3 separate regions of the Mus musculus genome follow, and all the other regions are linked to region 1. The links are chromatin loops, found by intact Hi-C in ENCODE. Cell type or tissue: left cerebral cortex. All regions are shown on one strand. Each heading gives the region's core, and the rest is flanking DNA. Links, peaks and the distances in the headings are about the cores only. Region 1 holds the start of Galnt14 (polypeptide N-acetylgalactosaminyltransferase 14). Region 2 overlaps Capn13 (calpain 13). Region 3 overlaps Capn13 (calpain 13).

What was found. Hi-C counts contacts between places; a loop is a spot of excess contacts. Peaks named below come from ENCODE experiments on the same cell type or tissue, not always from the same donor. Only the 100,000 strongest peaks of a DNase experiment are listed, where the experiment ranks them.
Region 2: a loop joins it to region 1, with 8 times the contacts of the local background. A loop is called at or near these places in 7 of 42 quality-filtered maps.
Region 3: it touches region 1 in a loop (3.0-fold over the local background); 4 of 42 quality-filtered maps call a loop at or near these places.

What each region holds. Positions count from the first base shown.
Region 1 is chr17:73,705,451-73,715,479 of GRCm38, forward strand. It overlaps Galnt14 (polypeptide N-acetylgalactosaminyltransferase 14), which reads right to left and starts at 5,001. Exons shown (of 15, transcript NM_027864.2): 1 at 4,481-5,001. The coding sequence starts at 4,609. Gm52320 (a long non-coding RNA gene) reads right to left here and starts at 2,196. Exons shown (of 2, transcript XR_003952420.1): 1 at 1-2,196. In left cerebral cortex, for the core only: a CTCF peak has its summit at 4,662; DNase peaks (open chromatin) are centred at 3,861, 4,279, 4,692, 4,960 and 1 more place; H3K4me3 peaks cover 2,775 bases; H3K27ac peaks cover 2,006 bases.
Region 2 is chr17:73,296,801-73,306,829 of GRCm38, forward strand. Capn13 (calpain 13) reads right to left here. Exons shown (of 23, transcript NM_001033444.2): 23 at 9,664-10,029. Among named protein-coding and RNA genes, the nearest start is that of E330032C10Rik, 51 kb to the left of the region's middle. In left cerebral cortex, for the core only: CTCF peaks have their summits at 4,639 (motif pointing right), 5,483 (motif pointing right) and 6,612 (motif pointing right); DNase peaks (open chromatin) are centred at 4,655, 5,498 and 6,631.
Region 3 is chr17:73,382,439-73,392,467 of GRCm38, forward strand. Capn13 (calpain 13) reads right to left here. Exons shown (of 23, transcript NM_001033444.2): 2 at 385-612. The coding sequence starts at 576. Among named protein-coding and RNA genes, the nearest start is that of Capn13, 12 kb to the right of the region's middle. In left cerebral cortex, for the core only: no CTCF peak of the experiment used is centred there; a DNase peak (open chromatin) is centred at 4,382.

The sequences.
Region 1 (10,029 bases), core at 2,595-6,594:
GAGCCTATGACAAGACAGAGTCTAATAGCTGTGCAGTCCCCAGCACAGGAGCCCTGTCCCAGAGCTACACCATTCTCAATTTCTCTGAAGATGCATAGGAAGGAAAACCACTGTTCTTGCTTTAGAAATAAGCTGCCCATCAGCACCATGCTGATATTGGGACTTTAAAAATACCCCAGGGGCTGGAGAGATGGCTCAATGGTTAAGAGCACTGACTGCTTTTCCAGAGGTCCTGAGTTCAATTCCCACCAACCACCTGGTGGCTTACAACCATCTGTAGTGGAATACAATGCCCTCTTCTATTGTGTCTGAAGATAGCAACAGTGAGCTTACATACATAAAATAAATAAATAGAACTTAAAAAAAAAGCCCACAAATACAAAGTGAAGGTCTCTGAAACAAAGTCTCTTAATGAGCACTTCCTCCTGTCTCCTGATCCCCATTCTCTGCAGAGGGTAAGGCAAAGAACCTGAAATCTCTCTTTCCGAGGGCGAGCCACAGAATACCAGGATTCCTTGACCCAAAGCAAGCCATACAGCTTCAAAAGATTAATCTAACACACGCTGTATGTTAAAGATGGCCATAAAGAAACTCTCTGACCTACCTTGTCTGATAGGAGAGCTAAGCCCTTCATTCCGTAAAGGGTCCTGTCTACACCCAGGAGGAAAGAATGCTTCTCAGATAGGTTAAAAGAATCTAAATCAGGAGTTCTCAACCTGTGGGTGTCAAGGCCAAAATGACCCTTTTATAGGGACCAAATACCAGATATCCTGCATAGCATATATTTACATTATGATTCATAGCAGTAGCAAAATTACTATGTCACTATGTTATTAGTTATGAAGTAGCAATGAAAATAATTTTATGGTTCGGGGGTCACCACAACAGGAGAAACTATTAAAGGGTCACAATGTTAGGAAGGGTGAGAACCACTGATGTAAACAGACAAGCCTTGCTGCTGCCTACCCACTTTTCCAGCGTTGGGTTGTACCCTTTTCCTCAGGGGTATGTCCTCTACAGCAATCCATTCTTCACCGTACAGGCTGGATGGAAGGCAAGGACCACATCCAATACCGTTCGCTGACACTTTCACGTACCACATGGCACATGTGTGCTTGCACTCATACAGCCAAACATGCTTGCACACACACACACACACACACACGCACACTTGGAACTCTCCACAGGTGGTTCTCTACCCCATCTACCCGAAGGCTGTTTTACAGTCACATGACTCATTTGTGGAAGTAGTAACTCTAGGACCTTCTCCCAAATCCACAGAATCATAACTTCTGTAATAAACCCAAAAATCTCTGTGCCAAGCAAGCTCTCCAGGTGACTGTAACCTGCACTCCAGTTGGAGGGAACTACTGTGTTCCTTAAGAATACTTGTGTTCTGTGTCACACAAAGTTTCTGCTCATACAAATCCCAGGAAATAAAACTGTTCCACTTTCATCTTTCCTGAGATACACATTGTGATGTCAACTTGACACAAACTAAACTCATTTGAGAGGTAGGAACCTTAATTGAGACACTGCCTCTATAAGGTTGCTATCTGGGCTGTAGACAAGGCTGTAGGGCATTTTTGTAATTAGTGGTTGATGGGTGTGATGGTTTAATTATGCTTGGATCAGGGAAGGACCCTATTTGGAGGTGTGGCATTATTGGAGGAAGTGCCTTACTGTGGGCATAGGCTTTAAGACCCTTGCCCTAGCTGCCTGGAAGCCAGTCTTCTCCTAGCGGTCTTCAGATGAAGATGGAGAACTATCAGTTCCTCTTGCACCATGCCTACCTGGACACTGCCACGCTCTCACCTTGATGATGATGGACTGAACCTCTGAACCTGCAAACCGTCCCCAATTAAATGTCATTGTGTTTGTTCACAGCAGTAAAACCCAAACTAAGACAATGAGGAGGGGTCCAATCCATTGTGGGTGGGTGCTATTCCTGGGTTCTATACGAAAGCAGGCTAAGCAAGCTATGGAGAGCAAGCCAGTAAGCAGCACCCCTTCGTGGTCTCTGCATCAGTTTCTGCCTCCAAGTTCCTGCCCTGTTTGAGTTCCTGTCCTGATTTCCTGTGGTGACGAACATTGATACGAAAGTGTACAATAAATAGACCTTCCTCTCCCCAACTTGTTTTTTGTCATGGTATTTTATCACAGCTATAGTAACCCTCAGACACACACACACACACACACACACACACACACACACACACACACAGATCCAGGGGGAATGCTCATCTATAAATATATTTTAAAATTTACGCAAGACACATAGGTAGACACATATTAGTGAAAAATAGGATCTAGAAAAATAGTAACCAAAAATAGGGGAAGGGTACACCTAGTAGTAAAATGTGTTAAGATTTCCAGACCTATAGAATAATTGAGGCTTTGGAGAACTATACAAAATACGGCGTGAGTGAAATGTTGAGACAGGAACACGGTTTTAGACAGATTCCTGATATGGGACTATCGTCTGCTTGTGATCCTACATCAGCAAGGAACTCCCCAAAGTTTGTGTCACACACTCCAAACTGACAGGACAGACCCCTCAGAGCAGCACTCAAGCCTAGCACTGTGCCTGGTACCTGGCTGCCAGCAGTCACTCTGTGTTGAGCACAGACCGGGATAAAGAGCAGGAGAGGAGTAAAGACAAAGTCTGCCCCAAAGGAAAAAGAGCCCTTGCCCCAGATCCCTGGGGCAAAACGAAGAATAAGTCAGCTTGAGGTAATGAGATTCAGCACAAAACAGAGAAAGTTCATGTCCCTGCAGGCATCATTAACTGCATCACACAGAGCAGAACCGCCTAGGGAAAAGTAAGAAAAACACCTACAGATTCGTGGTCAGGGTCTGCAACATTAAGGAAATAGATCCTGGACTATAAAGGCTGCCTGATGGACATACCAATCGATCGCATCACTACCCTGCTTAACCACCCACAGCTTCCATGGTCCTTCCTGACTAGACCCACACACACACTGTCCCTGTCTCATTCCTCTGACCGCCACAGGCTTCATGCTGTCTTGTTCCTTCAAAGCTGGCTTATTCTCTATTTGGAATGTGCTCTGCCTACGGGCCACTGATCCATCCTTCTCAACTCACCTATTGTACCTCCTCCAGCAGTGGCCGGGCTCCCATGACACCCAGTGCAGTGACCCCACTTGACTATCAATCCTGCGTGTCCTGGACCACTGATGAGCAGACCACCCTCCACCAAGGAGAAAATCCTGCATCTCTGCATCCAATGGCACCGAGCCTAGCTCCATGGGTGCTAAACTAAATGCTTATTTCGATCAACTAATATTGGCAAGATTCCAAAACTTTGGTTTAAAATGTACTTTGGTTAAAAGAAGAGTCTATTGGGATCCAAGTGGGAAAATTCTGTGGAGGTCTGAGTTCAAACCCAGAACGATCTAAGACGAGTTAATTAAAGACTCTTGGCCTGTTTCCCCATCTATGAAATAAGAACAATATTAAACAACTCCTTATGAAGAAAACACCAACTATGCACTTAGCACACAGTAGGCCCTCCCTACTGTACTTATCGGTGAGATCCACTCCTACTTAACACAGAGATGTTCATGTCTTCCTCTTTCCGACTACAGGCTCCTCCAAGGTCTTTTCCCACTCCTAGAGATTGCCCTGGGCTCATAAAGGTTGCTTAGCTGCCAGCAAATCCCCAGAAGCCTCGCTCTGTTTCCCCTGGTCAAGGCTGTGGAAAAGAAAGACAGGGGCTCTGAATCTCAAGAGAGAGCCAGTAGGGGGAACCTTCCACTCCTCTGGGCTGCACCGACTGGACAAGAGTTGGGAAAGCCACTTGGATTCCCATTTCCACAACTCCCTGCCAGTAGGAAGGTTTCTGTTCTTATGGGCTCCTCCGTGCTGTCCTGAGCGCATTCAACTTCCAACGCAGCAAATGAACTGGGGAACAGTTCACAGAGCCGGTGGCACCAGGCCAGGCCAGGTGGGTAGGGAAGGCTGGGAGGCCTCCAGGGGGGTCGCTAGTGCTGTTCACGTGCGCACAGCACCCGGGTCATCGTCTCCTCCTCTGGGGCCTGGCAGCAAAGGGAAGGAGTCCGCAAATCCACCAGACTTCTCATGGGTGCCAGCATCGCTCACCCAGCAACCTCCAGTGACCCTCCAGCGGCACCCACCGACCGCCAGTCCCAAAGTAGCTAGTCCGCAGCGCCCCCTTGGCCACCGGACTGCTAGTTAAGTTGGGAGCCCGGCTCTGTCTGCGAGCGCGCGCCCACCACCCACGCCCACTGCCACTTACACACGCCAAAGATATGGAGACGCCCCAAGCTTCTTAAATTCCACAAGCACCTCCCCATGGCCGCATCCCGCGCCTGTTCCCCATCGCAGCACCTCGACACCCCTGCATTTGAACCCTCAATCCCAGTGCGTGGACCACGCACCCTTCCACCTGCCAGTGCCCGGTGCCCTGTGCCCTGTGCGCCACGAAACGGCATACCTTGGGGGTCTGCACTTCGGGTCCCAGCGGCACCTCCAACTTCCTCTTGGTGACCCAGAAGAACAGCAGTACGGTGATCCAGAGCACCCCAAAGATGGGCAGCGCCAAGCGGCGAGTCAGCCGCCGCATGGTCCCCTCTGCCTGCTTCTCTTGGTGGCGACGCGTCCCTGGGGCACCCCCCGGCGGTCAGGGGTGGCGGGGCACGAGTCTGCCGAGCGCCTCGCTCTAGGAGAAACGCTGCTCCTGGGATCCCGATGTTGGATGGCGGGATCCTGCCCCGCCCGCTTCGGAGAGAAGCCACAGCCGGGAACGGAGCGGCGAGGGGCGCCGGAGACTAGAGACGCGGCCGGGCAGGGACGAGGGGCAGCTCAGCCCGGCGCCCGCTCCAAACGGAGAGCCGCGGCGGCCGCTGCGATGCTGCTGTGCGCCGCGGCTGCCTTTGCCCGCTGCTGCCGCGAGGGAAACTGACTCGAGCAGCCGGGAAGGTGGAATCCGAGGCTGTGCCCGGCACCCCCGGAGGAGCACGAGGAGGAGGGAGCGCGGAGGGAGGGCGGGCCCGACAGACAGACTGACTCCGAGGGAGAGCGGGGCGGGAGCGAACCGGGCTCTGAGCGGGGGCGCTACCGCCTCCCGCCGACCGTGGAGCACCCTGCGGTTGAGGGACCTTGGATGCAGCTCTGGGACCATCCTGGGCTAGGGTTGTGCTGGGAGGGGTTGGGCGGGGACCGGTTATAGGATACTGACTTGTATCAAGCAAGCTGATACTTAAGGACTAGCCCGCGCCAGGTGAGGCACTACCGGGGAGGAGTTTCTGTTTGCTGCGGGGCTCTGCACATGGTGCTCACAGGAGGGTTCGCTAGCCGGGAGCCATCACTGGGATAGTAGGGTTGGTTGACCCAGATGTTGTCTCAAGTTCAGACTTGACCATTTCAGGGCCAAGGTCGAGTTCAGCCATCTCCCCAGGGTATTCTTTGCCTTTGAGCAGGTAGGTGCCTGGCAACTTTCTCTTAATGGAAAACTGAGCTGGTCTAAATTTAACTCGAAAGATGTCCTTTTAAAAATTAAGGCAAAAGTAAATCCCTGAGGATTTTTTTTTTCTCCTTGTAAAAATAAGCCCTTTTTCTGGGGCTTGCCAGAAAAAAAGGGTCTAATGTTAGCACAACCACCGGAAGTTTTGTGAAAGGTGGCCCTGGGGTGTGTGGGAGTAGCTCCCCAAATCCCTTTCCCAGTTGCCTTTAAGGAATACATCTTCCAGCTACAGACTAAAGTCACTTGGATTTAGAGACAGGAACAGTTCTGACTCCAGTTTCCATACAGGCCTCAGGTGGGCTGGATGAATTTCTAACCATATCTCTAGAATAGGGAGGTGTGGTTTCTAGCCTAGCCTACCCAACCAACAGGGCAAATCACAGCGTCAGCCTCTCCCTTCCTTAAGTCTTAAGACTGTGCCTCATCTTCAGATGTGAATGCTGCGTTACCTCAGAGTTCAGAGAGAAAAGGTGGAAGTTTTTGCGAAGTCTGCAGAGCCCTGGCCACTGGAGTCCTTGTTTTAGTTACAGGGATGCTCCAAGTTTCTCCAAGTGAGAATGACACCGAGTGGCCCAGCGGCATGCTCCCTGCTGTCTTCACTCACAGACTGGAGCTTAGTATAGGGGTAGCACCCACACTCGACTGCAGGTGAGAAAGGTACCAGTCAGTTCTCCAGAATTCCTCCTCCAGTGCCATGGAGCCCTCCAGACACTTGCTCAGAAACAGAGGTGTCCCCCACCCCCCAACAGCTCCGGTGTTTGATACCTTGTCTTTCGGCCATAAGGCAAAGGCTCTGGAGCGGAGATGTAGGTAAGAAATTTGAGGTTGGAAATCAATCAGCCAGAAAAGGCTTGTCAGCCCCCAGAGCCCTGCTGGCATCTCACACTTGTCTCTATTGGACCCGTAGCCTCTGAAAGGTTGGGTCCACTCTCTCCAGATGTTGTTTAAGCAGGCAAAGGCCTCGGTGAATAACTGTCCAAGGAGCATTGGCGAGTGGCAAGAGCACCTACTCCCGCAGCTTTCTGAGCTCTCTGGATCTCTTCCAAGAGCCTCACCCTAGAGTCCCAGTCCTGGGCCTGCAAAGTGTTCTGTGTCAGCTCTGCCGAGAACCTCCCGAGCAAGCTGTAGACTCGCTGATGAGCGCCAGGCAGGAGCTGCAGCAGCGGAGTCCATTGCTCAGCGCTTTGTGGGGCTGTTTCTGAGTAACAGATGGCAGACAGTTACACAACACCACCGCCAAGCTCCTGAGATGGTGCAGCCTCACACGCCTGCTTCACTCAGACTGGCATACGGGGAAACCAAGGCCCTGGGGTGAAACAGCTCCGCGGGAGAGTACGTAACACTGGGAAGAACAAAGATATTCTTCTAAAGCTCTTGCTCTTGAATCACTATTTTGTCCTCCTCTCACATGGGGAAGAGTCCCTGGGCCTTGAAAGATTTCTAAAGGCTCCGATTTTGCTAAGTGCAATTAACCGACCCAACTATAGAATATGTTGGTCTAGGCTTTTAGGCCAGTAAGTGCCATTACAAATGGGAGGACACTACAGGTGAGTCTTCTAAGTTTTGGAAGCCAGAAAAAAAATCTCCAGGCAGGTCCCAGCATGGTAGGTCTCACTCCAGTGTATCTTAGAGTTCTCCAAGCTTGGGCAGATAGTCAAAGTTCTTTTAATAACGGAGTTAGGGGCATGGCAATGACTCAGTCTGTACAGTGGTTGCTTTGCAAGCACAAGGTTCTGAGTCTAATTCCTAGACTCACTTAAAGAAAGAAACTGAATTCTTGTACACCCACCGCTGAGGAGGCAGAGACGGGTAAGTCAATACAAGTTCACTGGCCAGCTATCCTAGTCTGCTTGAGAAATTCCAGGCCAGTGAAAGACTGTGTCTCAAAAACACAAGATGGATGATACTGAAGAAAAGCACCCAAGGTTATCCTATGGTCTTCACATGCCTGTGCACATACACTCACACAAGAAAACACACACATACACACACATCAGCCTAAACAGCACAGAGCCCTGGTGACCCCACAGGGTAGATGAGCTATATCATTGGTGACTAACCCAAACTACTTCTTTCTCATCACAACCAAGATAGGGAGAAAAATCTCTGAGCAATTTTGTAAGAAAACAAAACAAAATAAAAATCTGCTCTGAATTAGGAGTCTCATTCCACCTAAATAGAGCCTACCTCCTGGTCACAATTCTTCAGCCCGTTCGTATCTCTGAGGTCCAATTTGCCCCTGTGTAGTGTGACATTCTTACAGAGAACCCCCCCAACCCCCAACCCTGGGCTGAAGCATTTAAGGGTCTAGCCTTTCTTTATCCCCAAATTTGGACTCTCTGTGGCCACTACTGTCGTTGTGAAGTTCTGTATAAGCCGTTCTCTCCTCACAGGCGAAGACATTAGAGAGCAAATTGGGTAGTGGAGCAGATGTGAGTCATTCCTGTTAGTATAAAAACTACGGAATAAAACCCATTATGGCCCCCAGAAAGCTGTGTGAAGCAGCATATGGAGCAAATGTAAGCTGGAAACAGGAGGAAGCTGTGAAGTCCGATGCATATGCTCTCTGGCAGCAATTGCTGTGGGTTTTCACACTTTGCCTGCATTTCCCTTCGCTGTCCGCCTGTCACCAGTCCTTCGGCTCACTGCAGAAGCAGCAGCCTTTGTTCCCTTTGGATCAGACTCCTCAAGTCCCTCCTCCCTCCCCACCGTGAGTGAGTTCAGGGGTGTGTGCGTGTGTGTTCTTGCACACGAGTGGCTATAGGCGTATCTTGCCATCTTCGTACCTACCTGACCTGCCGCCACCTGTGAGGTGCCCCTGATGTCAGCCTCACCAATTTTGACCTACTGGAGCTAGGCCTCTTCTGGGCCAGGGGGAAAGGTGAATAGGGGGCCAGGCAGATGGCAGCTCAGTAAGATGAGAGGCTTGCATGCTGCTCCAGCGCTGGCAGGGTTCCCCAGCAGAAAAAAGAAAAGAAAGGAAAAAGAAAAGGTGATAGGGAGAATTCAAAGATGTCTGTCTTAATTCCACAGCCCTCCAGGCACAGTCTTTGAACTAACCCCTGCAGTGGACCCTATTCAAGTGTTAGCTGTAAATAATACATCAGCCCCCTCTGCCTCTGAGTTCTTGTTTCTTCTTGCTATCATAAAGCCTGTCAAAATCGCATGCCCTGGGTCTCCTACCAGGGCTCTGTCTGCAGTGAGCAATGGCATCATCTAGGTTGAGTGGTGCAGGAGAATGGGTTATTAGCAAGCCCATGCCCACCCTTTCTGCCACATTGGTGCATCTTTGTCAAAGAAATAGAGCCAGTGGCTTTCCCTCTCATCTTTGATGAGTACACGTGTGGCTCTATCTAAGGGTAAGGCGTCTAACGGTCACCTCTCTGGATCTTTACCAATTAAACATTTTTACTTCGTGCTCCTGATACCTCAGCCCCTCCCTTCATCTTTTTTATTTTCCTATGCACTACTGTGTAATTTGCTTCCCTGAAAGGGATTTAGATTTTTGCATTTCAAAAGCCTGCGTTTTCATTATTTTGAAATGCCCCCAAACTTTCTTTGTTCCTTATCCAAATGCCAAGTGTGAAATTTACTACTGCTACAATGAGATTGGTCTTAGCTAGTTGTAGAAACTGGTTTGATCATCAGTGGTGGCATCCCCTCCCCCATGTTTTGCATAGATAATACAATGTTCTAGCTAGTGTGAAGGAGTGACTCAGCTTAAGGGGAAAAAAAAACACAAAAGAAAAATCTTTAACCCAAATTAGCTAGTGGGGGTTCTCAAAAAGAAGAGCATGGTCTGAAGACTCGGAGAACCCGATCATAATTGCCATACCCTGGATCCCACAGGTCAAAGGGAGGTGGTAGTCCAATATGGTCATCTTTGTTGGTTGGCTTCAGCTTGCAGGGATGAGCCTAAAGTCAAAGTGAAGGGGAAAGCTACGTCTTAGAAGTAACTAAATTGTATAGGTCTCTCCAATCTGCCTAAAACTTCCACAAAAAGGTGCCAAGCACACCCTAAGAGTGGCTAGCCACTTTAGGACAATCACTGGAGCCCAAGGCACATTTTACATGGGCTCACTAGCAGGCATTACAGGCTGAGAAGAATGACGTCTGCTCATTTTCCTGGAAGCATTGTCAACAACTTTCCCTCTCACGGTCTAGACATTTCTGGTATAGATCGTAACTAACAGGAGTGACTAACAGGAGAATTTCCAGTGAAGTTTCTAGAAGGAAGAACGCTTGAAATATGGGTCTGTGCTCTTCAAGTTGTTAATATATATTGAGTTTGAGTCAAATGAGACTATTATTGATGATCTGGACAAATAGAGTTGGCTTTGTGTGGCACACGTTGTGATGCCAGTGCTTTTTCAGATCCCATCCACACAACTGAGGACGTTGCACCTACATAGTAGCTCACAGATCCCCCAAAGCACCTACCTGGGATCCTGTAGAGGACAAGGAGTTCCTGAGCTCAGACTATAATCATCCCCTCAACTACCTCTCCTCCGTCCCAGATG
Region 2 (10,029 bases), core at 2,991-6,990, 410 kb before region 1:
GAAGGAGGATACTACATTCACAGAGAAGACCAGCATGGTGGGGGAAAAGTAGCCTGGCAGGCATCCTTGAAGACTGGACTTGCTTGGTTTCTGGTTCTCCCGGTCAGCAGCTCCTTCCATCAGTGACCCTTTTCATTCTTCATAAAGCCAAAGCACTTGAACTTCTGTTTGTGAGAAGTGCTTCCTATACCCCCAGCACAGTAAGAACCCAGCCAGCGGCCTTGTGGTTACTGTTGCTCTGGCTCCATCAGCATCTGCATCCTGGGAAGCAACAGCCTGACAAGAGATGCTCTGTTTCCGTGGCCCATGCTGCCATCTGGAGGTCATGGAGAAGGAAATATAAATAACCGAAGATGAAGAAAATTAAAGATATTGATCACACTCCTAGGTGTAGCATAATTATCTAGGCACAGACCTGAAACTTGCCATGATTCACCCCACCTAATGATTAGATTCAGAACCTCACTAGATAAAGCCACATCACCTCTGTCACTTGGTCTTTATGACCCAGCCAGATGGAGAGTTACCTCCTCCTCTCCTGAGATTAAGCACGACAAAATCCAGGATTGTTCAATGCCTTCCTAGGACCACACGGCCAATAAAAGACAGAGCTAGAGCTACGCTTCGAACCAAAGTTCACCGCTTAGCTGTAGTGAGAAGTTTGGGTTGTTTTAAATGACAGTTATGTTGTGGGGATATGTTTTTGTTTTAATCTCAGGTGTGGGATGTGGGGCTGCTTCAGTTTGTCCACAGCAGTTAATTAGGATTGTCTCATGCTGTGTGTGTGTGTGTGTGTGTTAGCTGCAGAGAGTTTAATTATGGGGATTCTGGAGTGGGTATAACGGGAGGGCACTAACAGGGCCTGAGGCAGCTTCTGCCCCCTTTGCCCCTTGATGGTCCGGCTGCTGCTGCCTCCCCCTCCCCTGATGGTCCCGCTGCCCCTTCCCCCTGCTGGTCCCGCTGCCACCCCCTGGTCCGGCTGTTGCTCCCTTTCTGGCTCCCCCCCACCCCCCGCCCCGCGCTGGTCCCGCTGCTGCTGTGCCCCACCCCCCGCAGGTCCCGCTGCTCCTCACCCCCCCCCCACGCTGGTCCCGTTGCTCCCCCCCCCCCGCACCCCCGCCCCCCCCGCCCCCCACCCCAGCTGCTGCTCATTCCTCCTGTTGCATTTGCTGGATTGCTGGCTTCCTGGATATTCTGCCGATGAAGATTGGATTTGTCTCTAGGAACCTGATGCCCCTAATCAGCAGGAGGTAGTCTAAAGAGCTCTATGTCCCCTTTCCTTTCTAACCTTCGTTCTCTCCGTCCTAGTGTTGGGGGTTGGAAGGGATTAGGGTGGAATAGGGGTTCCAGGCATAAGAAGCCAATAACATAGCTAAACCAAAAAGCCAACACTTGTCCCTCTATGTTATGGCTCCCCTGAAGAATCTCTGGATCCCTCTACAACAGTGATTCCCAACCAGTGGGTCACTACCCCTGTGAGTGACCCTTTCACAGGGTTGGTCACCTAAGACCAGGGAAAACATGATATTTACATCATGCTTCATAGTAGCAAAATTACAATTGTGAATTGGCATCAAAAATAATGTTATGACTGGTGGTCACCACGACCTAACTGTATTAAAGGGTCTCAGCTCTAGGAAGGCTGAGAACCTCTGCTCTACAGGATCTGGGCTAAGGGCATCTCCCAGGAAAGACAGGTGAGGCCAGAGAGGAAGACATGAGCAAAACTAAGATTTGTTGTCCAGGAAGCATCCACGCCTGCCCTGGCTTCATGTTGACCTCTTTGCAGAGACTGGAGATGGATCAGCGGTGAACAGACACTGAGGGCAAGACCATAGCCCTGCAGTCCTCCATGCAATCCAAATGTGGTCCAAAAGACTCACATTCATAGCTCCCACAACAGTGCAGGTTCGAGAGGCAAGGGAGGGAAGAGCACACCAGCTCCAGGGTGGGCAGGAGATGATGGAGGTGTCTATGCTTGCAGCTCTGCGCAGCGTGCCTTTTCTATTTTCTTTTCTTCCAGTGCACTGCCATGTCATTTTTAAAAACCATATGTAGGTTGTTGCAAGAGAAATAAGTCTTAGATGTCGCCTGGCTCATACTTGGGGCCCTGGAAATGTATTGACAGAATGAAGAAATCCTTTCCAGGGATTCTCAGTATACTGAGGCAACAGAGATGATGACAAAGCCCATACATATATTTAAACATGAAGTCAGAACTGATATTTAAGTCTCCAGACACCAGCCCTTTCTCTTGATGCTTTGCTGAGCAGTACCCAGAAGGAACTGTAACAGGGACGCAGGGATCCAGGGATGAAGGGAAGGCCTCTTTCAGGCAGTCACCGTCTCTGCTCCTTGGTTCTTATACCCATTCCCACCCCAGAGGCTTCCTGTGGGAGGTGATATGACGGAGCTGGCCATCTCCCCTTGCTGTGGAAGCATTTGTGCTCATGAGAGGACGATAACCCATCATTCCGCTACTGTGGGTCCCACAGTGTCACCAAGATCAGATGAGGCCTTTTGACAACATCATCTTATGTCGTTCTCATATTAACCTTAAGATGTCCACTAGATGTACACTTTAAAAGACTACCTTTTCCCTAGGAGGTTTTAGGGTCACAACAAAATTAAGCAGAGAGTGTAGACTTCCTTTTGTTTTTACCTGCTCCCAGCCTGCCTGAACTTCAATATCTCCTACCAGGATGGCCCTTTTGATGCAACAGATGCGCCAACATTGGCACCTCATTATCCCCCAAAGTCCACAGATTCTGTTGCAGGTTACCCTGGGCATTAAAGTCACGACACAAGAGATTGTATCTTTTAGCATCTACTTACAGAGGCGAACAGCTGGGGACCAGAAGTTAAGATGAAGGTCACACGGGAGGAGGTGGCTGGGATTCTAGCCTGGATCTTCAGGATTTTATACCCAGCCTTGTGGCTTCTTGAGGAGGGTCCACCATGACGGGTACGGGCCAGCTGCTGAGTGGAGCTTCCACCTGTGGGGTTTGCAGATAAACCTACATTGGCTTTCTTTTGTAGTAAGTGGTTTCCTGTTAACTCACACTCATGGGCTTTCTCACAGAGAGTGTGAGTTGCCTGCTGAATGGAGTGACCAGATAGGTTGGGGCTGGAGACATTCCTATAGTGACTGACTCAGATATCAGACATCAGAACATTAACATGCGTCGATTACCATGAAATCAGATATCTGCACCACAGGAAGGTGTATCCAGACCTTCTCCTAGGCTATTTCTCCCTCATCTCTAGGTACCCCAAAGACTCAGGGTATAAGGTAAACATCCGTTCTTGCTCCTTTAGGGCATTTCTGGCTTATTCTGGTCAAGCTCCGCCTCCCTGTATGTTGTCCAGCCATTCCAGTCCACAATGGCTCAGCCTGTGTAGACTGGACTGTGGGCAGCCAGCCTAGACTTTCCCCATAAGTGTTTGTGTAGACCAGTGGAAAGAGTGTAGCTCTGAAGCAACCATCTATGTTTTACCCTCTTAGCTCATGGCTTTGGGCACAGCCCTGTTTCCTGAGCTGATAATTGTGGTTTAAGGCCAGGAAGGGGGCTTAGGAACCAGAGACCATAACATAATTCCCATTGCACCACAGCTGTGTTCAGCAGCTGGCATCCCTCATCCCCAAGTGAGATGCTCAACTCTGAAGAACCTCCCATCTTTAAAGTATGCCAGATGGGGCTGCCAGACAGAGGCCGGGGGGGGGGGGGTCTCAAAGCCCAGTTCTCTCGTCCAGCAGCCTGACAAACAGCAACCAGTTTGCGTTTGTTAGAGGCATTACTACAACTCATGAAGCAGGACTTCAGCCACTATTAGATTTCCTCTGCCGACACCAGGCGTCACTTTTGGTTTTCCTGTGAGGTGCCTGACATCTTCCCCTCCTGCAATCACTAGGCAATGCTTCACTGCCACTTCTAAGCTAGGGACAATGATCTTCCCCCGGGGAACAGCAGTGACTTCAGAGGGTGTCCAGGCTTCCACCAGCACTCCAGGTCTATCACAAGACTGTCTGGAGCAGGCCCAGGATAGCCTTCACAAAGTCCCCCAGTGAGTCTGTTTTCAGTGCCGTTGCCCCCATAGGATAACTGCCTCATGGTCTGTCTTTCCAGAGAGAGATAGAGATAGAGATAGAGATAGAGATAGAGATAGAGATAGAGATAGAGATAGAGATAGAGATAGAGATAGAGATAGAGATAGGGATAGAGAGAGAGAGAGAGAGAGATAGAGAGAGAGAGCCTGAGCTGGAAGGACCGGAAGGGATGAAATAAAACTCACTCATCAGTTGTTCAAGAATTTTTAAAAAGTTACTGCCCCAAATACTTTATAGGCAGAGGTACTGCTGGCTGGGTGTGGAAATACACTCCAGATCCACACATATATCAGTTTAAATACCAGCTCAGCAATTACTAATTGCATGCTCATCTCAAGTTACTTCTCTTAGCTTTTAGTGTTATTTTCCCAGTGTTAGAATGGATGGTAATCTTTACTTCAAAGACTTATAATTCACTAGAGACATACAAAACACAGAGCCAAGCATTGCCTCTCAACTCAAAATCTTCAGTGCCCGCCGACTTTGAAATTCTTGGCTTGTGTCTCCTTTCCCCACTGGTGTAATGTTCATCATCACCACTAGATGGAGATAGCGAGGCATCTCAAGGCTTAGTGTCGTAGCCAACAGCACAAGGGAGTTCCAGGTCCCATCTCCAGTGAGTGTCTCCAGTACCCAGCAGGAAGCCTCCTGGGCCCCAACGTCAATCCTTTAAAGAAAATAACTGCCTTTTATTCTTGGTAATTGCATGTGCATGTGAGTTAGCTTTCCCTATTTAAGTTGTGGGTGTGACATAGCAGGTGTTTTGAAATGGCAGTACTCCAGCTCTCACCTTTAGAAGGTTGGTGCTAAACATGATTTCATAAGAGAAAGTGGCCACGCACCATCAGAGGCTATGGCGACTCTAGAATTTGTATCCTCAGTCTGAGCCAATTACCACTTCCTTCCGGGTGGGGGGCGGGGTGTCGGACGGGTTACTCCTGTACAGACCTCTGCTGCCGTCTAGGGAAAACCTTATCCCACGAGTGTCTACTGTTTTCCCTCTGCAGACAATGGCATTTGGGGGTGAACTGAAGTCTTTGCATGCAGTATCTGAGTCAGTGGCCTGATCTGTTACACAGCCATACGGGGATGGGGGCGGACAGAAATGACATAGGTGAAATCCAGGATTCCTTTATTGGGCTTTGGGCTACTCCTATCTGGTAAGAACTCCGTATTAGACTTGGGGAACAAGTGAAGGCTTCAAGGGCCATGTCAAACTAATTGAAGAAACTAATTAGGGCCAGACTGAGGCATAACTTTAAGGGACCCACTTCAGCCTCCAATGCTCACATTGTGAGTTACTGCTCTTGGTTAACCACAGCCCGGAGCAGACTTCTGGCAGGCTCTTTGCCTGCAGGGCCCGCTGTGGGGCTGGACAGTTATTGGTAGGTTCGCCACTAGGTGTCACTGTCTCACCAGCATCTGTCCAGGGATGATGGCTAACTCCAGGTAGGTGGAAGAGGTTGTTCATTTTCATGCCGATAAACATCCAAGGTAGAGAGAGACGCATCTGCTCCCATGCTGTGTGGAGAGAGCGCGGTCCCGCATACTGCCCCGGACAGTGTGAGTCGCTAGGGCTGTTAGTGAACCAGTGGGTCTTTTTCATGGTGATTAAATGCTGCCTTCCGTGCTAGTTGCTGCTTAGACTCTTAGGAACTTGTTCCCCAACCCTGATGTATAGAATAGACCTTAGAGGTCCTTGTATCAGTCTTACTTTTCGGAGAAGGGGCCCAGACAGAGAAAGCCTTCCCCCTAGGACATCGCCCAATAGAGGCAGAGCAGACCTGAGCCTTAGGCTGGGTGGTTCTGGGTTAAGGCTGTCTAAGCCACCATGTTCCTTGTTTTCCACTGTGCTCCATCAACTCTGCTCTTACCATTCACAGAGCAATCAGTGTATGCTCTGATCTTTGTTGCTGCCCTGAGCTGGAAACATATATAGACATAAGATACCATGGCATGTGATAGACCCAAACAGTGTGTGTCTCAGGGGCAGCATAGGTCGGGAGCAGGCGATTTTCCTCTCTTTGGTCAAGAGCTCTTTTCCAAGACTCTTTCTGGGGGCATAAAAGGGACAGTGGATTCAAAGATTATGGGGACAGGTCCACAAATAATCTATTATCAAGTGGAAGTGGTATATACATTCATGATCAGGCCCAAGAGGGTCCTGCGGGTGCAAGCAAGTTACACCAAGTTGTCTGAATGTGTGTATTTTCTCCTCCTGCTTCAGTGCCTTCTGCTCTAAAGCATGAGCCTATAGTTTTGTGGGAAGATGATGGTTCTGTGTGTCATACAGGAGCCACCCAGAAGTGGACAGCTGCAGCATTCTAGCCCCCTCTTTGGGACAACCGTGAGATGGCAGTGAAGGAAACGTTAGGAAGGACACAGGGTTGTATATTTGGCTGTGGCAACTCGGATGATACCCAGGTTACGGTCCTCATAAAGACCACTGGACACTTGCTGGCCCAGGAACCTTAGAAGGTAGAAGAGTTGAAGCAGCAACTATGACCACCAGGGGGCAGTATTTCACCACATTCTGCTTAATCCAGGACCATTCTCCCAACACTGAAGAAAGTTATGTCTTCTTAGGGAATTGCAATAATGTTCTGGGTGCAGAAAATGGATAGGTATATCAGCCTGGACTGAAATCTACTTCCCAAAGGCAGTATTGTTTCTCTTGTCGCACCTTATAACCCAGCAGCTATGGAGTCAACACAGCCGCAAAACCAAAGAAGCATCCATGTGTTCGCCAACTTTGCACGCAGGCAGTTCTTCGGTGGCCCAGAGTTACTCGGAGTTGTTCTCTGAGGACATTTTGTGGTTTCAGATCGAAGGATACAGAGTTCTAGGTATGTCCCATATGCAGCATGTGGGAGAACAACCAATGTATCCAAACCCATTTGCAGATGATGATGGCATGCCCCAGCGTCAAAAGGATGGGCACCGCTGCCTGTGGCTAGAGACTCCAGCCTGTGCACGTCCGAGAACCAGCCTTCTTTTCCTCCTCTGCCTTCTATCAGGCTGCAAAATAGAGCCCCATTACCCATTCAGCATTCGTCGTCTTCAGATGTGGCCAGACTCACACTGCCGCAGCCGCATGCCACTGCCGCAGTGATTATTGACCGCTCTGCTGGGATATCAAGCACTTTGGGCTTGGCTGGGGGACCATTAATCAACAACCTTGTCAGAGTGATGGATTCTGTTAGGATTATTGCTTAATTAGCTTGTTTAGGGCAAGAAAATCAACCAGGACATTAGTTCTCTAGCCAGAAGGAAGAGGGAAAATGAGCAGAACTGGTGGGAAGGGGCCTTGGAGCTCCCGGGGAGGGAGCCAGGGTCTCGAGGGCGTGGAGGGAGGGGCCTCTGATAGAGCAAGCCTTATGCTTGAAGTCGACAGACCTTTTTACTCCTTTTGGCTGTCGTGGCTGGGCAGAGAGATGCCCCGATTCAGTGGAGTTGAAGAACAGTGATACGTGATGCGTCAGTCAAGGAGCATGTCCATTCCCCAGGGAGCTTTAAAAAAATTCAAATTCCCAAGTTTAGGTTCGAATTCGCCCGTTCAGAATCTCTGAAGATTTTTATTGTTGTCGGTGTTGTTCTGTTTTGTTTTCTAAGACAAGTTATTCCAGGTGAGTTTTTATTCACAACAGGATGTGGGAGCCTCGGCTTCGGAGGTTGTGAGAGTTAACTCCGGTGACCACCTTTCTTTCTACCAGATATGCATTTCCTGTGGGGCGTGGGCGAGCTTTATCTCCAACATCCCTACCAGCTTCTATGCATGCTGGTCGTCTTCCCCCACACTCCTCTTTGGTCTCTATTTCGTCCTCTCTCTCCTGGCTTTTCTTATATTGCTCCTTGCCTACCTTTTTTTTTTTTTTTTTCTGAAGTCCCCTTCCCAGGTCTTTCCATCCCCCATCTTTCCTTTCTTCTCTCCATCTTCTTTTTCCACCCGTGCAGATGACTATCTCTTGGCACCAGGCTCATTTTACACCCCCTCTCTATTCTTTCCTATCTGGCAGGGGCTGGAAGTCTGAAAATGGCTTTTCCGAGAGAGAATTACAGATACAATTGCAGCTCACCATCGATATGTGCTTGTGTGGAGCTTAGAAGGCACAAGAGGAGGTCTTGTGGGGGAAACTGAGTCCCAGAAAGCATCCGTAAACGCATATGCAGTGGTTGGGGGTGGACTCCTCCGGCTTTGCTCCTCCCCAAAATAGGAATGAAGACCTGCTTGTTTCTCAGTTTTTCCAGGTTCACGGGATGTGTGTAGTATTCACAGAAGGCAACCACAGAGGTGGAGGGAGGATCCTGGTCTGAATTGCTGTGGACAGCAGTCTAGTAAATGAAAAAGAAGTCTGGCCAGCCCCAGGGCTGCTCTCTGTTGACCCTATGACCAACCCAGGCCAACCCAGAAGGGGATCAGGGTCACATGTGGCTGAGGCAGCCAAGGGAGCAGGTGTGCTAGAGTTTCTACGTAGATATTCAGAGGATCACCTCTGAGCTCTTCAGAACGGCTGGTTCAGGTCTTCTGGAGCTGCTCTTGTAACAGAGCACGGGCGGCCCCGATATTTTTGCATGCAGAAGATCGTATGTAACGGAACAATCCAGCCCATTAGCTATTTTATTCTAAATTTCATGACGGTGGATGGGAAATGACCAAGAGCAACGCCCTGTAATATGGCTATGTTTGCTGTCTGTGTAGTGAATGTGGTCACTTCCAAATGGTGACCTTGTTCTTGCATGACCAATCCTGCCAGTGCTGTCCATTTTCTAGTGAGGGTTTCTCACAAAATCACGGTCGGAAGATTTTCATCTTCCTGTCCTTTCCACACACAGACATTTGCGGTTTGAATCCCTCAAGCTCTTGTAGCTTGTAGAATGAATAGCTGTTCTCCAGCAGGTGGCGCTGTTTAGGAGGCTGTGGAACCTTTAGGAGCTGGGGACCCAGTTCATAAGGAGTCTAGGTCTCTAGAAGTGGGATTTGAAGGCTCTATAGCCTGGTGCCTGGTTCTGGTCCTACTGTTTCAGCATCCTAGCCCACTACAATGTGAGGAGCCCGTACCGTATGCTCCCTGGGCACTGCCAGCCCTTTGCCGCCACAGCGGACTAAAATCGCATCATGCAGTAAGTCGGAATAAACCTTTCTTCTCTGAAGTTTTTGTATGGGGGAATTCCATCACACAGATGAGGAAACCAGCCAGTACAATCCCTTCCTGGGAAATGCTTCCAGTGTTGAGCTCTTAGGCTGCACAACCTCCATAGCAGGGTCTGGCCTGGTGAGCTTTTGAAATGACCATGATTCTAAACGATCATTTTGAGATACCCAAGGACCACGTGGTGAACGAGGAGAAGGAGGAAGAGGAGGGGAGGGAGAGGGAGAGGGAGAGTGAGAGGGAGAGGGAGAGGGAGAGGGGGAGGGGGAGGGGGAGGGGAGGGGAGGGGGAGGGGGAGGGGGAGGAGGAGGAGGAGCAGGTGCCTACTTTTTGGCATAGCATTCCCATCCCCAGTTGTACTTTTAAAACCAGATCCAAGGGTCTTTCACACCAAGAATTTTTCGTAGAAATAAATTTTATTTGGCCATTTAGCTGTGAAACAACTCTGCTGCAGCTACAAAAGAATGTGGTTATTTGGCAAATGGCACTGAGTAGACCATTCCTGGGTCAGCAACACCACCTGGGGGGTGCATAAACTGGATCAGACTGGTTTTCCCAAGAAATGGATCCAGGGAGAGTGTGGGAAGGGGATGGAATGTCAGCAGGAGTGAACGTTTCCTGTTTTGTTTTCCTGCAAGTGCCTGCTGATATCAGCACGTGCTCTGATGACCTAGGGTTGATCGGAGCCTGCCTCAGCCAGGACCTCAGTCTAGGCTCTTCGAAGGCATCTTTGACTCCATTTCAAATACCAGGTTTAGCTGCAGACCGTAG
Region 3 (10,029 bases), core at 2,246-6,245, 320 kb before region 1:
ACACTGACACCTGAAGAGAATAAAGGGCGACAGACTGATAGATAGGTTCAATTAAGGAGGCGGAGAGACCCTAGAGACCAACCAGCACAGCCTCCATAACCATGACATGCCATTTTCCCAGTCATAGGATTGAGATGTTTTAATCTAGCTGCAGTCAGTATCAGAACTGCGTTAGAAGCCATGGTTCAGGCTCTGCCTCTGAGCACAGAGCTCTCCCATTTCTTGGACTGGATGTTAAGACTGCAGCAGAGAAATTAGATGAATCTTATCTTTTCTTTCCTGCTGGGTATGAGGCTGGACCACTGTCTTTTCTCAAGGAGATGCCATGGTGGACAGCCTCCAGATTTGCAGAGCTTTCTGTGCCCCTAGATGGGGCTCACTCACCTTTGAAGTTGGTCGTTTCCACTCCAGTTTCGAAAGGTGCTTCCCCCTGAGTAGCTTCTCGCCTATGGAAGATGCCGCAGCAGGGAATGTATCATCTATAAACAGCTGACCCCTGCTCAGGCAATGATCCCGTAAGGTCCTGAAGTCCTGATTCTTGAACTTGACCACGGAGGTCTCTGCATCATGTGCCATGACTAGCTCTAGAAAGATGTCTGAAGTCCTTTCTTTCTGTTGAGAGAAAGGAAAATGATGAGTGCCAGAACATTGCGATGCCTCCCACTTCTATCAGATCTGAGACTAAGATCTCTGCTATTCCTGACATATAGAGCCCCTGGGTGGGCAAGCCTCAAGTAAAAGTTAATATCCGTATTTCTTGTTCGTGTTCAGCTTGGTGAACTGAATTAGCTTCTCCGTGTGTTCTCATGTGCACCAGAGACTCTGAGGGTATTTGTCCATTTAATGAACATTTATTGAGCACTGACCTTGTGCCATGCACTCTTCTGAATGTCGGCAATCCAAAGATAAATACATCATGATCTTTATCCCGAGGGGCTCATTACCAACTGAGGAAGATGAATTAGACATTTCAACAACCAGCCATCATTCAACAGACACTGCTCAATTAAAACTGTGTACAAAGCCCGTGGCTGTAAGGAGGAGGGGGTATAACTCTCCTGACAGTCTGGGAGGACATTCCCATAGGTGGTGACATTTGAATCAGGCCTTGAAGGGAGAATTTACCAGCAGCAGAAATGTTGGGTAATTTTTTAAGTGGTTGTAGCTGCCCGAGGTAGCAAGTGCACACGGGCCCCAGAAACTGGCTTGTGAAGTCATAGGGTGTAGGAGAGTAGGAAGTAATTTGGAAGGTTTAGTGGGGTTTAGTTGGGGCTGGAATAGTTAAGTAGTGGGGGAAATAGCTAGAAAAGTAGATTGGCAAAAGTCAAAATATGGGTTTTTTTTCATTTGTTTTCTTTGTTTGAGGTTTTGACAATCACCTGCAAGAATGTACATGCATGTGTGTGTGTGTGTGTTGGCATATATGCTGTATTCTGATAGCATCTGTAGATAAAGTAGGTGGCCAGATGAAGGTGAGAATTCATGCAGACTGGAGGAGGTTGGAGGCCACTGCATCTGTCCTTGGGAGAGATAGTGTTGGAGCATTAGTGGAGAAGACAGTAGAGGGTTGACAAAGCCCAGGGCTGTTTTACAGGCAGAACCTAGACAATTAGATGATGAATTGGACAAGGAGGAGAGGGGATGTGGTGTCATGAATGGCCACATGGGTTTTGCCAGCTACATCCTGGATGTACAATATTGAACTAGCATCGGTGTCTAGGAACCAATCTATTAGATTGCCAACTAAATGGATTGATTGTACCAAACTTATAGGGTTTGTAATGGTATTACATAAGATTTGGCCCAACCAAGAAGTTGGTATACAGTAGGGGTTCATTAAATGCTATCTAACTTTCTTGAAACATTGTCAATAAAGGTTTAGGGTTCTTGTCCAGCAAACTATGCAGGTATAACTGATGCAACCCCACCACACAGACCTCACACCCTCTATCTGTGAAGCTGGCCTCCAATTCAGTCACAAATTCACCTTATTAGTGGGATATGACTAGCTCTTGCAAGTCTTAAAGTTTTGCTGTTGAAGCTTTTTTGACCAAGGTCTACTCAGGTTGGCACACAAGATCCTGATGTCCACAGTTCCTATTCACTACTGTTTCACAGTGAAGAAATCCAGTGAAAGAGAATGAGAGAACATAGAGACCTAACTTATAAGGGAACTGACAGCCACGACTTGTGAATCCTAGAAAAACATATGCAAACTTAAAATAACTTTGCAATTATCTTGCAGTTACTTGGTAGTGGTATGTGGCAAATTACCGAGATAGCACAAATTCTCAGGCAGAATCTCACCAGTTAAGTGTCATTGTTCCAGCACATTCGGAGGGAAATTGTACTTATAATTTTCTCCCACGTAAGATAGGAATAATTTACATTGGCATTATTAGACTGAGCTCTGTAAAACTAGCATTGTTACAGATTGAAAATAGTTAAATCTAGTCAGAGCCATATAGTTTAACCTGAGGTTAAAATAATGGTTAAATATAGGCAATTTGAGCTTTTTTTCAGTAGCATGATATATGTGTTTCTTCAATTTAGTTATTGGGGAAGAAAAAAAAACAGACCAAAATATTCTGTATGCCTCCGCATCTGCAATGAGGTTATACAGAGAGCCCGCAACAAATTAAATAACACTGCCAGAGCTGAGGTAAGAGCAAGCTATCATTCAAGAGCAGAAAAACAGTGATAGAAATTGCTTGTCAATTCAGGAGAATGGCAGTGACACCCAATAATGAAGAGGTAGGGAATTGTGGGTTTGCCAACTGTGTGCGTGCTCAGAGACCAGGGAACCAACACAGCACTACCCAGCCTCCTGCCTCTCCATCAAACACTGAATTGGAGTGTGTGAGAGAGTCTAGCAGTGACCTAATTTTAGCTTATAAAAACCACACTGTAGTTACCCTTAATAACACAATTATGGGATTGTTAATAAGGAGCCCATAATTGCATGTAAAAATTAAAGTTTAAAGGATATAGTTCCATTTCTCTGTCCGAATCATTCGCAGATCTTCTAAGTGGGCGATGAGCCCTTGGCTCACTCTAGAGAGCCCCCAAGCCCACTATTAGGTAGTGGGTTGGCCAGACTTTAGGCATGCCCATTTAAAAGTCACTGTCCTGATTTGTAAAATGGAGACCACTTTTTTCTACATGCATAACAGGGTCATTCTGGGACTCAGAAGAAACTGTGCTCATAGAATATGTAACACCATTAGTGGTAAACAGAAAGCAGTCGATGGGTAGCGTTATTACTACAATGGCCATTATCATTTGAGCATGAATGGGTTATGTAGCGGCCTGACATCTTCTAAGACAAGGGACTTGCTTGTTCTCAAGGGCAGGCTCGGGTCTCAGGGGTCTGACAAATGCAGGTTGGAGGGTGTTCACACCTCTCCTATTTGTTCTGCACTCTTTGCTCCCTCGCTGGGGCTGTCTAGTGTCACAGTGGCAGGTGGACATCTGCTGCTGGAGGACATAGGACACTCTGGGAAAGGATCTGGCTTTTAAATCCCGTTTATTTAAAACAATATTTTTATTATTTCTTTGAGAGTTTCAAAGACTCTATTTTGATCATATCTCCCTCCTGTCTTCTCCCAGATTCACCTCTATCTCCTACTCATTCAATTCTGTATGCTCATTTTCTGTCCTTTGTGCTGAGTCCAGTGTGTGCTGCCCACACCCACTTGGGTAGGGCCATCACCTGCTGCATGATTGACTGACCAGAGGCTACACCCTTTGTGAAAACTGACTCTCCCTTTCCCGGCAGTGTCAGTTGTCAATGCACTGCAGTCAGGGTAAGACTTTATGTCCGTCTCTAGGGGAGAATCTTGGTGGGTAACAGAAAGGACAGAGAAGGAGGTTCATTCAGCTAACACATAGGCACCCTTGTATACACACATGCGTGTGCGCACACACACATGCTTCACACTTAGAGCATCTCCTCCTTTCCAAATTGTTCGTCTGTAGAGCTTGACGACGTGTCTACTATTATGTCCAGAAAGAACCTTTGAAATTTCTCCTTTGTCACTTTGGGGTTTCTTTTCTTTCTTCTCTCCCCCAATTGCCCCACACTGTAAAGAGGAAGCAAAACAAGAGAAGACTCAACTCCACTGTTCTGAGAAACAGAAAAAAGTGCAAGGACTGAAAACCTTGCCTGATGCTCAGGGACAAGTTTGGCTGGCTGTTGAGACTCTCTTGGGAGCAAGAAAAATGGCACAAGAGAGGAAGATCAATGGTGGCATGAGTAGAAACTGAGAAATTGTGTAAGCCAATGAGTCAGGCTTCAGGAAGGTGTATGTGGGGGTGGGCACGAAGCCTTCCCTTCTGCTGACCTTAACAGCTATGAATCAGGCTAGAGGCCAACCTTCTCTACACTCCTCTGCTGAGGGGGAGACTGTTTTAGTCATCTTGGGCTGTATCACAAAACGTCACACACTGGGCCCACCAGCAACAGATTTTATTGTCTTGATTCCATCTGGAGGCTAGAAGAGAGGACCAGTTCTGTGTTCTCAATTCCTTGCTATACAAGGCCATGGTCTTTCATAACTAACTTCTTCCTTATGATTTCATCTCCAGACACAAGAGTACTAGGGGCTAGGTTACCTTCATATCAGTCTGGATAGGGGTGGTAGGGAACTTAGATCAGTTGGCAGCAGTAGTTGGCTAACTCCAGTTTGATCCAACAGCTCTCTCGGCACTGATTACATAATCTAAGAAGTTTGCAGGTCTGAAGTTATTGAGGGATATTAATTAGGACCTTGGGGTATAAGGGATGAATGTCAGTGGGCATAAAAAGGATTGGCCAAGCCGCATCTAACAGTACTGAGGATGCAAACATTTGAATGGATGGAAAGATGGTAAGGTTTCTTTAATGGGAGATATACTTGTTATAACACCTAACAACATAGCTAAGTCTCAAACTCATCATGTTGAGTGAAGGAAAGCAGCGCAAGAGAGCACATTGCATGCATGCATTTAACTAATGTGATTGTGGCAGAAAATGTTTGGAGGTCACACATCAATGGAGAGGTAACCGTGAATGCATTACAGCTCTTGAGGGTGACACTGATGCTCGCCTTGAGTGTGGTGAGGACATCACATGTGTCAATTCCATCAATGTTTGTACTTTAAATACGAACAGCTATGTGTAGGTTGTACCTAAAGTACTTAAAATTAGACTCTGTACACAGCGTATATGATCTCCATCCACTTCCTTTCTTAATCCCATAAGTTAAGAAATAATTGTACTTCATTTCCCTCCCCGCCTCACCTTAACCTACAATGTATACCGCACTCTCTCCATTGACAATGGAAGTTCTTCTCTTTGCTTTAACGCAACGTTATGCTATAAATATGCTTAGCTTATCTTGTCCTAAGTGTCTCCCGGTTAGATCGCTCAGAGTGGAAGTTTTGGGTGTAGAATATGCACACATGCAGTCTAATTCAGCTATGTTATTTTCCAGCCTCCAGTGCTATACCTTCAGTGATTCTGAGTATTGACAAGCCCCTCATTAGTATCCGTCTCGTGTGAGCATATAGCAACTCCATGTGGTCTTAATTTGTTTCCCTGATTAGTGGTAAGATTGAACATTTTTCAATATATTTCTTCTCCATTTGTACTCTGTCCCCTGAGAAATGAATATTCATATCCTATGCACATTTATCCACTGGCTTGTCCTTCTCATTGATTCCTAGGACTTCCTTATCTTCTCAGCATATGCATCTTTGATTGGGTATATATGGCATAAGTATCCTCAGCCAGGTTGTGGCTTTATCTTCTTTCAGTGTCATTTGAAGAACACATCCATCTTCTAATTTACACAAACATATTAAAATATCAATTTGATTTTTATAAACTGAGCCAAATGTTAACAGTTGTGGGTATTTAATATAAAGAAATGGTGTGAGTTTTCTTTCTTTTTTAAAAGTTGATTTGTAATTAACACTATCATTTTTCTGATTTAAGGATCTTTATAGCTCTCTGGCATCTTTAACAAATCTAACACATGAAAGAAGAAACCTGAAATACACTCAAGGGACATTTTGAGCATTTAGTAAATAATGATGAAAGAAGAGGGCATCTGTGTGTGCACATGTGTGTGTGTATATTGTGGTATGTGTGTATTTATGTGTGTGAATGTTGTGTGTGTGGTATGCGTGTGTATGTAAGTACATGTATGTATATGTGTGAGAGAGTGGTATGTTTGTGTGTGTGTGTGTGTGTGTGTGTGAGTGTATATATGTGTTTGTATGTGCATGTGTGTGTATGGTGTGCATATGTGCAGGTGTGTGCATTCCTGTCTTTTAATGACAACTGGGATTTTGATAATAATCTCATCTTATTCTGCACATGTAAGGCAGCGGCAGCCTAGCTTGTTCAGGCTGTGCATACTGCCATATGGGTGCACTATGCAATATCGCACAGTGAGACAGAGGCACCACAGTAAACAGAATTCACAGCTCACAGTCTGACCCAGAGATGCAGATAAGCAAGGCTGGACTACCTAGGAATCCCTATACTGTAATTTTTTTTTTTACCTCAGCTGCCAAAAACCAGTGTTGAGATTTAAAGGAAGAGCCTTTGTAACTTTTTCATCATGTTTAATAATGGATATCAAGAAGAACATCCACCCAAGTGCTGACAGAATCGAAGCTCTAAATGACCTCAGGCCTAAGAGGATGAAGTGTGACCCAGGTGCTCAGAAAGCTGTTTTCGTATACGAAGGCTAACGGTACACGTGCAAAGTGAGCAGGCTCTCTCTTCCCTAGATTGCACTTTGAGAAGCTTGTATATCTGACTTCTTGGTTAAATGGATCAAAACTAATGTGTTGCTCTAGATGGAATGGCTCTGGTCTGGTATAGTAAGGTGCTCTTGGCCCCCTAGGGTGTTGGATGTGTGGATTTATCACTGGAGGCTATATTTCACATGGCCCATTGCTACTCTCTCTGTTGTGTCCAAAAAAAAAAAGAGTGGAATTTGTCTAGAAAGGCAAGTACTTCACCTGCAGGCAGACTTTTTGACCTGGAGCAGGGGGAGACTTTATTGAACTTGTACAGACAAGTCATACAGGCTGGAGTCAGGCCAGCCAAGCAGGCAAGAAGCTAGAGACCGTGATTAGCATCTTAATGGGTTTCCTAGGAGAAAGGGCATGGAAATGTCAAGTTCCCAAGCCTGGCATCCCGGTTGGTTCCCAAATCTAGAACACGCCTGTTCTGGGAAAGCAGAAGGTTGACCATCTCTGGACCCTGAGCAGCTACTGGGTTCTTGACTGCCTGCTGTGGGACAGCCATTGTTGGATTACTCTATCACTATCACATAAGCCAGTCTAATGAGCTTGATTTTAATATATATTCATTCCTTTGGTTTTTGTCACCCTAGAGAATGCTGACTAATACACAATCACACCCAACACAGGAATCGCTAGTCACACGCGGCCCTTGAACTCTTGCTTTCGGGCAAGTGACTGACTTTTAATTTGATTCCATTTCATTTCATTTACATTTAGATTGCATTTAACTGTGCCCATCTATGTGCAACTAGTGGCTGCCTTATTGGACAGCACCAAGGAAAAGACTGCTAATGACGTGAAATGTCACAGAACAAGGAAGAACATGACAGAACTTCCAAGGGACTCATCAGGCAGAGGAGGACGACTGAGGAAGGATGCAGACGAATCTTTGCCACCCACAGTTCTCTCTCAACTTTGCCCTGCTGGGCTCTCTCCATTCAATTACGTTCCTCCAGCATCCAATTTTCCACCGCTAACCCACTCAGTCATTTTCTGCCAATGACAGGCTCAGGAAAGCTGTTCCCTCAGGCTTCCCAGTGACAGGTGCCTGGGCTGTTCTAGAGCTGCCTACAGGAAGTACTTGCAATATTCTAGCCACAAAGGGTGAGTTCTTTACATTTTTTTCCAAGTCAGCCAGGAACAGGAAGCCATGTTCAATTGTTGCTTGCCCAAGAGTGATGTGCATAGCCCTCTCCTGGTTGGTGTTTTTCAGAACAATGGAAATAAATCTGATGTAATGTTGCAGAACACGACAAAGGACGGCTTTCCCCTTAACAAATACTCATTTGAAATGGTGCCCAAACCCTGCACAAGGAGCGATCTATTTCCCACAACAGTGTTACAGCAAAACCCATTACTAATTCCACAACTCAAATTAAAACTAACAGAGCTTGAAGGCTGGGGCTGACACTCTCTCTGCTGACAAGGAACAAGGAAGGGTGGGGGGAAGGAGCCCGCTCACTCTCATGTGTGTGTGTTTAATTACACTGTTTAACACACGGAGAATAATTTAGTCACCAGGGTGGAGAAAATAAGGCACTTAACTACTCTCTGGCGGAAAAACACCCAGAGCAAACCACTTCCAGCTATCTGCCACCTTGACATACCTTAGAGCTGTAGTGAGAGAAAAAGAAGGAGGGAGGCAAGGAGGAAGAGAGAGAGGCCAGTCAGACAGAGCCAAGGAGAGTGCAGGACTAGGCTCAGAGAAAGATGGGAGAGAGGAAGGAGGGAAAGAAAGAAGAAAGAGAGAAAATGAAAGCAAAGGGATGTGGACAGAGAAGAAGCAAGGGATAGTGAGGTGGGAAAAGGGGGGCCTTTGCACATAGACTTATTCTCTCAGGAGAGCTTGAGGGACCTCGTGCCAGTGTGAGAGTGGACACTGAGGACAGGTCTTGAAGATGGAGCTAAACTTCTGGGTGAGGCTTGGCCTGAGTTCTGTTCATGCCTCAGACCCCACAGGAAGATCCCAGTCCCTTGTAGCCCTAAAAGCCATGGATGGGGGGGTTACATCTCCCAGGCGTCTCCTCAGAGCATGATTCTTGTAGTTTCTTCTCCTGTTGCTGTGTAGAGACTTTGACAAAAGCAACCTCAGAGAGAAAGGAACTGTTTTAGCTCACAGTTCAAGGTATAGTCTATCACAGTGGGGATTCGGGGCAGCAGGGGACTTTCAGTGAGTTACATCACACCCGTCATTGCGATTAGAGGGGTTCATGCATGTGATCAGTTCGCTTTCTCCATTTTATACAGTGTGGGAGCCCCCTGCCAGGGAATAACGCTATCCACAGCTAAAATGGACCTTCCCACATCAATTAATGTGATGAAGGTAATCTCCTCCAGGTCTGCCCATGATCTTATCTGTAGTTTATTACAGATCCAGTCATGCTGACAAGCAACATCTTCATAAAGATAAGAGTGGGTTCCATTTGCAGAAAAGGAAACTGAGGCTCTAAGTCAAACTTGAGGAGCTGGGCAACACTTATGGGTTTCTGTGCTAGCCCTGGCTTCGAGGCTGGAAATCTTGCCTGTGAGTAACCCATGTGCTGTCCCCTTAATCAGGCCTGAAAGGGATGGGAGTACGCAAGTATCTCCCATCCTCTGAGATAATCTCTAATCTACCAACTGGCCAAGGGAGTGGGAGACATGAAAGAAATCAGGCTCGGATTTAGAAGCAGTGAAGCATCTCAGCTCTGCAGCAGGTGCCAGAGAAGTGAGAGCTCAGAATAGAACTAGCTATCGTCTGCCAGTGATGGGGTTTAGCTTCAGTGCTGGCTGCCAAGGAGACTGACAACTTGGCATGGGAGCCCAGAGTGAGGAAGATTCCTTCTGTGGGTCAGCAGGCATGGCGGCCACACCACCCTCTTTCCCACTGTTCTGGCACATGAACCCAGCCTCCATTCTCCCATCTTCCCATTCTTCTCTTAGCCTCTCATGCTTTCCCCAGCCTACCAGCCTCTCATCCTTTGACACTTACAGCCTCCCAGTTTCCCAGCCTCAGAGCATTCCTAGAGCTTAACTGATGGAAACATCTCAGGAAACCCCAGGCGACAGAGAGAATGGACAGGTTCTATGTGTCCTCTCTCATCTCCTCCAGACTCAGTTTCTCCCTTTGGAAGATTAAACAAATTGGACTTTTTTTTTCTAAGTTTCTTTTTCCCCTTTAAATGTATGGTCTGATTTCTGAGTTTAAGAATATATATGGGCTCTTATGCACCCTAAATATTTCCAGAC